Regions from separate parts of the Homo sapiens genome. Here region 1 is linked to region 2. A link is a contact called in ENCODE Hi-C data. All regions are on one chromosome and are shown on one strand. The core of a region is the stretch at or near the end of the contact, and the rest is flanking DNA. Distances in the headings are between cores, read along the strand shown.

Evidence for each region. Hi-C counts contacts between places; a loop is a spot of excess contacts on that map. Pooled maps may share reads with other maps.
Region 1: a loop to region 2 is called in a pooled map, with 5 times the contacts of the local background. The contact joins the promoter of SH2B3 here to the enhancer-like site in region 2. A Hi-C loop is called at or near these places in 4 of 37 single-sample maps with no recorded cell type and 5 of 50 pooled maps.

What each region holds. Positions count from the first base shown.
Region 1 is chr12:111,403,139-111,408,750 of GRCh38, forward strand. SH2B3 (SH2B adaptor protein 3) reads left to right here and starts at 2,785. Exons shown (of 8, transcript NM_005475.3): 1 at 2,785-3,139. LINC02356 (long intergenic non-protein coding RNA 2356) reads left to right here. Exons shown (of 4, transcript NR_187522.1): 4 at 1-172. RefSeq lists an enhancer at 1-241 and silencers at 2,264-2,423, 2,544-3,123.
Region 2 is chr12:111,990,099-111,996,309 of GRCh38, forward strand. TMEM116 (transmembrane protein 116) reads right to left here. Exons shown (of 11, transcript NM_001193531.2): 4 at 1,660-1,791. It also overlaps the pseudogene SLC25A3P2. Among named protein-coding and RNA genes, the nearest start is that of TMEM116, 20 kb to the right of the region's middle. RefSeq lists a silencer at 1,867-2,161. Within about 2 kb of position 4,238, at least 3 of the 41 ENCODE cell types and tissues checked have a DNase peak (open chromatin) inside an H3K27ac peak, as active enhancers do.

The DNA of each region.
Region 1 (5,612 bases), core at 1,535-4,034, 590 kb before region 2:
TCCCAGTGACCTGCCGAGTGGGAAGAGCCGTGGCTGGCCGGCCTCCCAGTGGCGACGACGACCTCGCTGTGTTCGTGGCAGCGGCACTCTCAAATCTGGGCACGGTGATGGGAAGGTTATTTGTTGGAATCCCTTTGCCTTTCCAAGGGAAAATAAACACAAAAAGTGAGAAGTCTTGGGGTCTCAGCGAGCGCCAAAACAAAAAACTGGACTCTGGCGGGGATGTGGGCAAGAAGCGACTAAGCGAGGAAGGAAACCAGTTTGGGCCTCCGAGAAATCTGGCAGGCGAGAAGGTTTGAACCGTGATTAAAAAGGGGAAGAACCACAAGTCCCAATTTAAGTCAGCAGAGCTGCTGTCTGGGCAGTGAGAGGGAAAGTGCTTGTGGCTGGCAGATTTCAGCAGCCATTTGGCATTGGCTGGGTACCGGGCTGCTCTGTGGGTGCTGCCTGGCAGCTGCATGGCTACAGACAAGTAACTGTTCTCTCTTGGCCGCAGTGTCCCCAGGTATAAGAAAGTGATCAAATAATATGGGATGATCCATTCAGACTTTTTTTTTTTTTTTTTTTAGAGACAGAGCCTACCTCTGTCTCCCAGGCTCGAGTGCAGTGATGCAATCTTGGCTCACTGCAGTGTCCACCTCCCAGGTTCAAGCGATTCTTCTGCCTCTGCCTCCCCAGTAGCTGGGACTACAGGTGCGTGCAACCATGCCTGGCTAATTTTTGTATTTTTAGTAGAGACAGGGTTTCACCCTGTTGACCAGGCTGGTCTCAAACTCCTGACCTCAGGTGATCCGCTGGCCTCAGCCTCCCAAAGTGCTGAGATTGCAGGTGTGAGCCACTACACCCGGCCTCGTTTAGACTTCATTGACATTCCCCCACCCCACCCCTCTTCCCACATCCTCAGATGCCGTGTGAACAGCTTGAATCCCACACTCCACAGGTCCTTCTCCTCACAACCCTCCATGGCACCCTACTGCCTTCAAAATAATTCCCAAAGTCCCCACCAAGACCTTCAAGACACCATGTGATGGGCCCACCTTTGAAACATCATCTCTTACCAGTATAGGTGTCACCACTGCCTTTATGACTTTATTCCAAAGCACCACATGTATTCCCACCTCAGCACCTTTGCACATGCTGTTCCTTTGGCCTGGAATGCTCTTCCCTCAGACGTTATAGCACCTGGATCCTTCTTGTCATGGAGGGTTCTAAGCTCACATGTTAGTTCCGCAGAGGTGTCCTTCCTGAGCCCTGGATCTAAGACATCCCCTTCCAGCTCTCCATCCCGTAACTGTTTTGTCATTGTCATAGCTGATCCCACTTGCTTATTCGTGCCTTATGTCCCCCCACTAGAATATCAGCTCCACGCAGGCAGGGATATCTGTGTTGTTCACTGCTGTGTTCCCAGCGCCTAGAACAGTGCCTGGAAATGTGCGGAAAGCAGATTTTTGTGGCCTTTTTCTTCAAGGTCATTGGACACCAGGAATCCTGTAGCAGACCGCTCCCTTCCCCCATCTACTCGGAGTCTGGAAATCCCCACCTTCTGGGGAACCCCTTCCTGTAGTTCTAAGGTCAGGACTGGGGCCGATTTGTTTAACACAGAGAGCTTCCTGGAGCCAAGCCTCGAGCTAACTGCTTTAATGCATTAACTCACTTAATTCTCACTGCCAGGAGAGTGGGTACACATTATTTCCATTTCATAGGCAAGGAAGTGGAGAGGTACGGAGAAGTCAAGTCATTTGCCCGGGTAGGAAGAGGGGGAGGCAGTGGAATGGAGACACTTGCTGCCTGGGAAGACTCGAGGTGGCCCCTCCAAGCTGGGGGCGTGGGCGACTTGTTTCCTGTTGGGGGAGGGGGAGAAGAGTACATTCCTCCCTCCCCGCCCTCCCACATGTTGGGGGAGAGGCTGGCTGAGAGCATGTCCCACTCCGGACTAGGGGGAACCCCACTGTCCGTCTCAGCTCCCCATGAGGCCGTGGAGAAAATGTAAGTAGCCCGGGGGCGGGCAGGGGGGTGGGCGCAGAGGCCACGGAAGCCAGCGGTCGGAGAGGGCTTCCTGGAGAAAGATGCACCCCTCCTAGAATTGGGGGACAGGACGGGCGGCCGGAGCGAGGCTGGGCTATACGGGCACCGGCTGTAGCAAAGGCAAAGCTGAGGGCTGGGGCCAGAACCCAAATCGGGGGCCTGGGGCCGTGGCGGGTCGGGTCAGCATGATCGCAGATAGTCAGGGTCGGGCAGGGCTGGGCTCCCTCCCTGGGGCGATGATGAAAGCCGTGGTCGCTATTGCACCGCCCAGCCCTGCGGGCACTGATAAGGCCCTGCAGGAGGGAGTCAGCAAGGGCGCGCCCCCTGGAGGCCAGGCCCCTCGACCCTGCCCGCCCTAGGCCCCGCCCCTTCATCTGGCCCCGCCTCCAGGCGCTGAGGCACCTGGTGACCTGCCGGCGTTGAGTGGGTGGGGCTAAAGTCGCCCCGCCCCTCCGATCCTCACTTCTATCTTCAGACTGTGGGACGCGAAATCGGGTGGGCACGTGGTGGGCGTGGCTTCGCAAGGCCTCGCCTTTTTCCGGACCCGCGCCAGGAGAGCCCTCCGACCCTGGCAGCCGCGGACTAGCGGGATTGGTAGGCGGGGCCAGTCCGGGCTCCGCCCTCATGGCCCGCCCCTCCAGCCGAATCTCCGACTCGCGCGCGGCCTGAGGCGTGGCTCCTGGTGGCCCCGCCCCTGCCCCGCCCCTGTCGCGGCCGGCCTCCCCCGCCGGGCTCCGCTCGCACGGCCGGTTCCTCTTTACATAACGGCGCGGGGCGGCATGGGCCCGGGCCACCGCCTCCGCCCGGCTGCCCGCCCGGACTGTCGCGGCCCGCGGTGGCGACGGCGGCCGCTGCAAAGTTTCCCCGGCGGCGGCGGCCCGGGGGCGCATCCTCCCGCAACTGTCAAGCGCTGGCGGCGGAAATGATGAGGCGCTGGCCATTTTCCGAGCCCGGGTTTCCTGCCTGAGCCCCGCTCGAGCGAGCCGCGAGCGAGGAGCCGGCGGGCGGGAGAGGACGCGCCCAGGGCGGGGGCCCGCCCGCCCCCTCGGGATTTCGAGGGCCCGGGGGCGCGCGACGCCATGGGCCGGCCGGGCCCAGAGCTCCTGTCTCTCAGGTGAGCCCGCGTTTGCCCGCGCTCCCCTCCTCCGGGGCCGGGAGGGCTTTTGTGGGGAAAGAGGAGGCCCCGTGTCCAGTTCTGCCCGGGCTCTGCGCGTCACCCCCAGCCCAAAATACTGCCCTGCAGCCAACTCGGATGGAGGCGTTCCGGGGTGACGGCTCCCAGCGCCTACGACCCCCCACTCAGCCACTACCCCCACCCACACACGTGTTAGGGAGAGCGTTGGGGTAACTGAGGCCGTGGGATGGGGGAGAGGGCATCGCTGACGCCCCCAGCCCACCCTACGGTAGCCTCGCCGGTTGGGGGCGGCCCTCCCCTCAACTTGTGCCTGGGGAGGAGCGGTCAGGGGTCACCCATTGCTACCCTGAAAGTGAAAGTAGTCAAACTGAGGCTGTGAGCACAGATGAGCCCTTGGGTGTGGGGGCAGCGGGGGAGGATGCGCCGGCCCCTCCCCACTCCCCATTCCGGGCCATGTGGCTAAGAGGGTAGCGCCCTGATTCAGGAAGCCCCTCTCCCCAGTTCCTGCACTGCCGAGGTCGACCGGGCCAGGCCCCCGCATGCTGCTGAATTGGGCGGTTCACCAGGGCTAGGCGTCCCAGAGACAGGTTTCTGGTATTGATCCTCTCACACCTCTTGCCTGGGGTTCCCTGGGAATCCCCCGACCAAAAAACGTCTGGAGTGGGTGTTGGTCTTCTAGATCCGCACGGTAGGGATGGTATTTCAGAGGTCTCTGATGCCTGGTGCAGAAATCCCCTTCCCTCCCTTCCCTCCCTCCGGCCAGGGGAGCTTTGTTTTGAGGGAGGGGGACTGCATTTGAGGAACTGGAGAGGAGGGTCTGCCTGCCTGTCCCGCTTCTTTTTTTCTTTAGTTTCCTCATTCTCCTGTTTCTCTTCCCCATTCCCAGCCACAATGATGTAGGTGAGGAGGTCACTGCCTGCAGCTGGGGGCCTCCAGGGAGGGGCACGGCCAGGCTGGGCTGAGTGGGAGGAAGTGAAATCTGGTGGGGGGTTCAGAGCAGAGGCCCCGGCAAGGCAATGTCGGCAAGGCCAGCTTTGGTGGCAGGAGGGACCGAGATCTGACCCGCAGCCCCTCGCCGGGGAGATGACAGTTCCCTAACACCGGCTAGCAGCCAGGCCTCAGGGCCCCTGCCAGGGCAGTGGGCCTGTGGGTCTCCAGGGATGCAGGCGCAGGTTGTGTCTGGGTTTCCCATCACTGACCTGGCTGCCTGAGTGGAAACAGCTCTGGAGGCTCCTCGGGACCTGCCCTCGTGGAGGGAGAGCCGTCAGAGGCCACCTGGGCAGGCTGGGCTCGGAGGATGAGAGCCAGGGCCTACTGGGGGAAGTTGGAAGGGTTTTTAGTGCACTTTTCCTGAGCCTTTTCCCACTACCCCCTCTGGGAGGGAAAATCCTTCTGAGCCAAAGGGTGAGCATTCCTAGAACTTTTGTGAGTCCCTGTGGGCCACAGAGCGGCCAGCTGGGAAGGGGCTGGCTCAGAGCATCAGCAGCTGGGGGCTCAGGGTCTGCAGGGGCTCAGCAGGAAGTGGAGGAGGATAGTGAGGAGGGTCCTGGAGACTGTGCTTTGCTACTCCTATTGCCTTCGTTCAGCTGAAGGCGTGGGCAAGTGACTCTGCCCTCAGTTTCCCTCTGTGTAAAATGGGGGAGTAACAGGTTTGCAGTGGAGATTTAATGAGCCAGTGTGTAATGAGCACCTGCTGCCTGGCAAAGAGAGGTTCAGTTGCAGGTGGTGGTGGTGGTAGTGGTGATTTTATCATTGCCTTCATTAGTGTTACTGTTATTGGCTATGAGGTGTTCCTTCAGTAGTCTCCCTTGAGCATCTCTTGCATACATAGCACTGGAATTTCCTGGGTCTTTGGGAGCAGAATTTTGAAGATCTGGGCACTTCCTTAGCTATAAGGCCTTGCTTAACTGCCCCACCTCAGTTTCCTCATCTGTGAAATGGGTGTGCTAATAGTACCTACTTCCTAGAGTCATGGGAACCATGAATGAGTGAATTCACAGTGTCCAGAGTGGCTTGGTCAGGAGGAAGAGAAGAAGTAGCCTTGGGGCCGGAATGATCTTTTTTGTTGTGGGTGTTAGCTCTGCTGGCTTTCTTTCCTCATCCCCCCACCCCCACCCCCATGCCTCTCAAACCTGGGCCTGATCCTCCTTCTCCGATAAATAGAACTTTTGAGTACAAATCAGATCCCACAGGACTGCTGGGCCCTTGGATTTCTGGCTCCCGCTGTGCCACCCCCAGACATTCTCCATATCCCAGGTGGAGCAGAGCTGGAGGCACTTGGAGGGACCTCCTCGCTGCCAGTCTCAGTGCCACCTGTCTGTGGTGAGGGGAGACCGGGTGCCCTCCCCAGCCAAGGTGGGGAGGGTCAGTGAAGGGGGTCTCAGGGACATAGTAGGGAGCTGTCCCACAGTCTGGGCCAATACAGCTCCTTTTGCTGGAAACACCTTTGGGA
Region 2 (6,211 bases), core at 2,988-5,487:
CAAAAAATTAGCCAGGCGTGGTGGCAGGCGCCTGTAGTCCCAGCTACTTGAGAGGCTGAGGCAGGAGAATGGTGTGAACCCGGGAGGTGGAGCTTGCAGTGAGCCAAGATCATGCCACTGCACTCCAGCATCAGCGACAGAGCGAGACTCCGCCTCAAAAAAAAAAAAAAAGGTAACATTAACCACATCTGTACCAAGCACAAAGTAAATATTATTAATGAACATTTTACAGATTAGGAGATTGAAGTTCAGAAAGATTAGGTACTGGCGAAACATTACAAAGTTAATCAGGTCCAGGATTCTAATACAGACTTTTCTGATCAAAGACTATAATTACCTGAATAAACAATACAGCCTTAATTCTATTTAATTCATGAGGTTATTAGCAGGACTGAGCAAAGTATGACTCTAAAACATTTTAAACTCATATGAGATCGGTAACATTAGTGCACAGATTTTATACCACCAATTACATATTATTAATTTCTTACTAAATTGACAGAAATTTCCCCTCTAGTAACAAATTCCAAAGGAAATATCTAGCAGTGAGCATAGGCTGCATTTAAACCTTTACTTTTTTCACACTGCGTGTCTCAGAAATATAGAAGCAGTATTACATACTGATGGCACTATGTGGATTAATCCATTGGTAAAATTCATAAAAGATATACAATCCATATATGATTATCTGTAGTATTTTCAAAATCCAGTGTTTATTTTACTCCTGTAACACAAAACCATCCAATCATTTCAAATGATGTTATAGAAAAGTATTTAATTACCTGGAAATACGGTCACAATATGATAAATAATAAAAACAGGTTATAAAAAGTATTCATTGGCTGGGCACGGTGGCTCACACCTGTAATCCCAGCACTTTGGGAGGCTGAGACTGGCAGATCATGAGGTCAAGAGATCGAGACCATCCTGGCCAACATGGTGAAACCCCATCTCTACTAAAAGTACAAAAATTAGCTGGGCCTGGTGGCACGCGCCTGTAGTCCCAGCTACTCAGGAGGCTGAGGCAAGAGAATTGCTTGAACCTAGGAGGCGGAGGTTGCAGTGAGCCAAGATCGCGCCACTGCACTCCAGTCTGGCGACAGAGCGAGACTCTGTCTCAAAAAAAAAAAAAAAAAAAAAACGGCTGGGTGCGGTGGCTCATGCCTGTAATCCTAGCACTTTGAGAGGCCGAGGCGGGTGGATCATGAGGTCAGGAGATCGAGGCCATCCTGGCTAACACGGTGAAACCCCGTCTCTACTAAAAATACAAAAAAAATTAGTCGGGCGCGGTGGTGGGCGCCTGTAGTCCCAGCTACTCGGGAGGCTGAGGCAGGAGAATGGCATGAACCTGGGAGGCAGAGCTTGCAGTGAGCCGAGATCGCACCACTGTACTCCAGCCTGGTGACAGACCAAGTCTCTGTCTCAGAAAAAAAAAAAAAAAAATTAAAGAGTAAAGATAACATTATTTTTTTGCTTCTCTGAATTTTCAAAATATTCTATAATATAGTGTTTTTAATATGAAAAAAGATAAAAGCTATTGTTTCAAAATGTAACAATAAACAAATACGTCTCCACTTCCCAAGGTGAATCATCTTTGTTTCTATCTAGATCTGAGTGTGCCTTTCTTGCAAGGTGCAGTGACAGTCTTGTAGCACTCACCTGTCCAACTGCTTGTAGGTTATAGCAGATGATGTCCTTATTTGCTACTGAAGCTCCATAGAGAAGTGTCTCCGTGAGCCAGCAAAGTCCCAGGAGCAGGTCACAGAAGCTCAGATAAAAAAGTGGTCTTATCTGTCAAAGTAATAAAATCCTCATTTCATATGTGATGTAGCTAGGAGAATGTTAACAATGTAACAGTTCTTACATTTTATGTTTCTAGTAGGAAACTGACATCATTTTTCTGGGGCCTCTGCCATTGGTTGATTGTGGGCAATGCAAGGGAAGACTACAGATAGGAAGGAATCTATAACCACTATAACCACAGTTATCCCAACTGTTCTGGAATCAGAGTACTCATGGATAGATTAGTACTGAACCTTCTTACTCACAGGGACACTCCTTTCTTAGGTATAGGGTTAAAAAAAGAGTGGAAAGATGAGAAATTTTGTGGTGGAGATGTACCACAAGGAGACAATTGAGAGTGCTTTAGTGGCACAGGCAACATCTTCTACTTTTTTTTTTTTTTTTTGGAGACAGAGTTTCGCTCTGTCGCCCAGGCTAGAGTGCAGTGGCACGATCTCGGCTCATTGCAAGCTCTGCCTCCTGGGTTCACACCATTCTCCTGCCTCAGCCTCTCAAGTAGCTGGGACTACAGGCGCCCAGCACCACGCCTGGCTAATTTTTTGTATTTTTAGTAGAGATGGGGTTTCACCGTGTTAGCCAGGACGGTCTCGATCTCCTGACCTTGTGATCCACCCTCCTCGGCCTCCCAAAGTGCTGGGATCACAGGCATGAGCCAAACATCTTCTAAATATAAGAAATGAGGTATTCTGCTAAGTGTTTAGGGATGTGGCTGAGGACTTAAAGAAAATGAAAACGTTTACAGTAATAAAAAGTCAGGGTAAAAAGTCAGTAATACTGAAAAATGTCAGAATGAACTGTATGTGTTGCCTTTCGGTTTCTGACCACACTGGTGAAATTTGTCTCTTCTTATTCTTCTCCTTTTGGCATCCCCATTCCCACTTATCTAAAAATAGTTTTGGTCCTATGGAGAAAATTATAAACCATTTATTGAGGGACTCCTAAAGATTAAATGCAATCTCAATGAAATCTCAACCTATTTTCCTGTGGAACTTGACAAGCTGACTCTGAATCTGATGTGGAAGTACAAAATATCACCCTGTGAGCCACAATCCAAGGGAGTAACAGTGGGGTGTTTGCCATCTTAGGGAGAAGCTCTCATCCATGGCACACCTGGCATGGGTGAACTCCTTCAATGTGCCACACCTGCAGCTGGTGGACGATGGCCTCACGGACCTCCACAGCGGTCCCACAAGACCCGCAAGGCCCCCCCACTGCTCTCTTAACCTGGCAGCTGCTGCCTTATAAAAGTACAGTTGTGAATTTGACTCCACGAAGTATTATGCATTGTGTGGCTCTCGTGGGGTCTTAGGTTGTGGTCTGACACACACTGCGGTCATTCCCCTGGGTTTAGTGAAATGCTGTATGCAGGTGGACCCCCAAAAGTAGAAGGGCATATTTAATGGATTCTCAGTTACACTTAAGGAGGATGGTGTTCATTCTTTGGCTAAAGGACAGGCTCTGACTTTCATTGGCCACTCCATGCAGGTGTTCTGCAAGTTTGGCTTTTATGAAGTCTTTAAAGTCTTGTATAGCAACATACTCCCAGAGCATGTTATCTCTGGTGCACATCACTGTATTTGGCTGCCTCTGCCAGTGCTGAATTCTTTGCTGTAATTGCCCTATGGAAGCTGCTAAGGTTCAAATTCAAACCCAACCAGGTTAGACCAAGACTTTGAGGGATGCAGCTCCCAAGATGTATAAGGAAGAAGGCCTAAAAACATTCTACAAAGGGGTTGCTCCTCTCTGGATGAGACAGATAGCATATGCCATGATGAAGTTTGCCTGCTTTTAAGGTACTGTTGAAGCATTGTACAAGTTTGTGGTTCGGAAGCCCTGTGGTGAATGTTCAAAGACAGAGGAGCTGGTTGTAACATTTGTAGCAGGTTACATACCTGGAGTGTTTTGTGCAATTGTTTCTCACCCTGATGATTCTGTGGTATCTGTGTTGAATAAAGAAAAAGGTAGCAGTGCTTCTCAAGTCCTCCAGAGACTTGGATTTAAAGGTGTATGGAAGGGAATGTTTGTCTGTATCATTATGACTGGTACTCTGACTGCACTACAGTAGTTTATCTATGATTCTGTGAAGGTCTACTTCAGCCTCCCTTGCCCTCCCCCAAGATGCCAGAATCTCTGAAGAAGCAGCTTGGGTTAACTCAGTGACAGATCAAAGCAAATGTGGACTGAAACTGCTTGTTGATCAGTGTTGAAGAACGTACAAAAGGAACTTTCATATATTTGACAGTGTAGGAAATTGTCTATTCCTGATATAATTACTAGAGTACTTTCACTTAAGTCAAGAGTTTCAAATTTACTATTGAAATAAACCCAACTCTTCAGGAAAAAAAGAAAGAAATATAAAATATTAAGATAACCAAGACACTCTTGAAAAAAAAAGAAGAACTTGCCCCACCTCATCTTAAGACTTATCGTGGGATCTGGCCAGCAGCCCGCAATGCAACGGGGCTCTTTCTTTGTTCCCAGGTGGATCGGCAGGTCGAGAAATAAAAGACACACACAAAATAGTGAAAGCTGGGTCCAGGGCGTCACCGCCTTCTGGTCCTGTGATGCCGCCAATGCACTGGATATACTGGCATTTATTATTAAGTTTAGTGAGGGCGGGGGTAGGTTAGTGAGGGATTTAGGGGGTCATTTGATTATGAGGTGAGATGATCACATGGGGATGAAGTAATTCTTTAATGTAACATCGGTATGCATAAGTACAGTATACAGAGATAAGAATTTACAACATAGTGTGTGTGTCAGCAATTTCTAACAGAGCCTTAAAACAGAAACACAGTCTATCCATAACCTATGTTTAGTAAGATACTAATCAGCAGTAATATTTGCAGCAAAAGCTGGTTGCAAACAATCAACAGAAACAGGATGTGAAACAACCGGTTAGACCACAAATTCTCAGAAGGGAGTATGCCTTAACCCTAAAGAGACCCAGAAAAGCCGTGGCAAGATAAGGGCGTTTATAACCCTATCTTATCCATATGAACAAGCGCCCCTCATGTGTCTATTTATAGGCTCTCCACAAGGGTTGCATTGCATTCCCAGAGCTATGAACATCTGCTTTTCTGGGATAGTAATCTTGGTGATGTGAAACCTCCCTGACTGCACGTCCGTTTATAGGCTCTCTGCAGGGAGAAGCACATCACGCACTGTTGGCTCATTCTGGCAGCCAAACCTTGCATTGTCTTTACAAAATCCTGCATGCAATTTTGTATTTACAATAATCAGGAGCATTTCATCTTTTATTCCATAGCAATAGTTTCAGGAGGTCTCCCTACAAAAACTAACATAGACCTAGAGTGAAGATACTGTGGTACTAGTACAGGGATGGACAAATAGGTGAATAAAATGAAAATAGCCCAAATTAAACCCAGCAATATATATATAGATCTCTGATGTATGACATAAGTGGCTTTTTCAATCAGTGGAAAAGAGACAGTCTTTTCAAAATATGAAGCTAGAACAATTGGGTATCCATACAGGAAAAAAAAATGAAATTAGGCCCCTACTTTGTATCTCACACTACACTCAAAAAATCAGTTCTAGGACGGGCATGGTGGCTCACGTCTGTAATCTCTGCACTTTGGGAGGTGGGCAGATCACCTGAGGTCAGGAGCTCAAAACCAGCCTGGCCAACATAGTGAAACCCCATCTCTACTAAAAATACAAAAATTAGCTGGGCATGGTGGCGGGCGCCTGTAATTCCAGCTACTCAGGAGGCTGAGGCAGGAGAATCATTTGAACCCAGGAGGCGGAGGTTGCAGTGAGCCGAGATCATGCCACTGCACTCCAGCCTGAGCGACAGAGTGAGACTCCATCTAATCAGTTCTAGGTCAGGCTCAGTGACTATATGACTATAATCCTAACATTTTGGGAGGCCGAGGCAGGAGGACTGCTTGAGCCCAGGAGTTCAAGACCAGACTGGGAAACATGGTGAGACTCCATCTCTACAAATAAAATAAAAAATAAAAAAATTAGCTGGGCATGGTGACACACACTTGTGGTCTCAGCTACTTGGGAGTCTGAGGCAGGAGGATCACTTGAGCCCAGGAGGTCAAGGCTGCAGTGAGCCATGATTGCATCACTGCACTTCAGCCAGGGAAACAGAACAAGACCCTGTCTCAAAAAAAAAAAAAAAAAAAAAAATCTATTCCAAGTAGTTTAAAGACCTAAATGTGAAAGGACAAAAACTGTAAACCTTTTTTTTACATTCTATAGGAGAATGTCTTCAATTTTTGTTTAGGGAAAATTTTCCTAAACAAAACACAAAAAGTACTAAAAGAAATAATGAAAAAAATCAACCACATTAAAATGAAAAATTGAGTCTGTGTCAAGACACCATAAAGAAAGTAAAAAGACATACCACAAAATAGAAGATATTTGTAACACATAT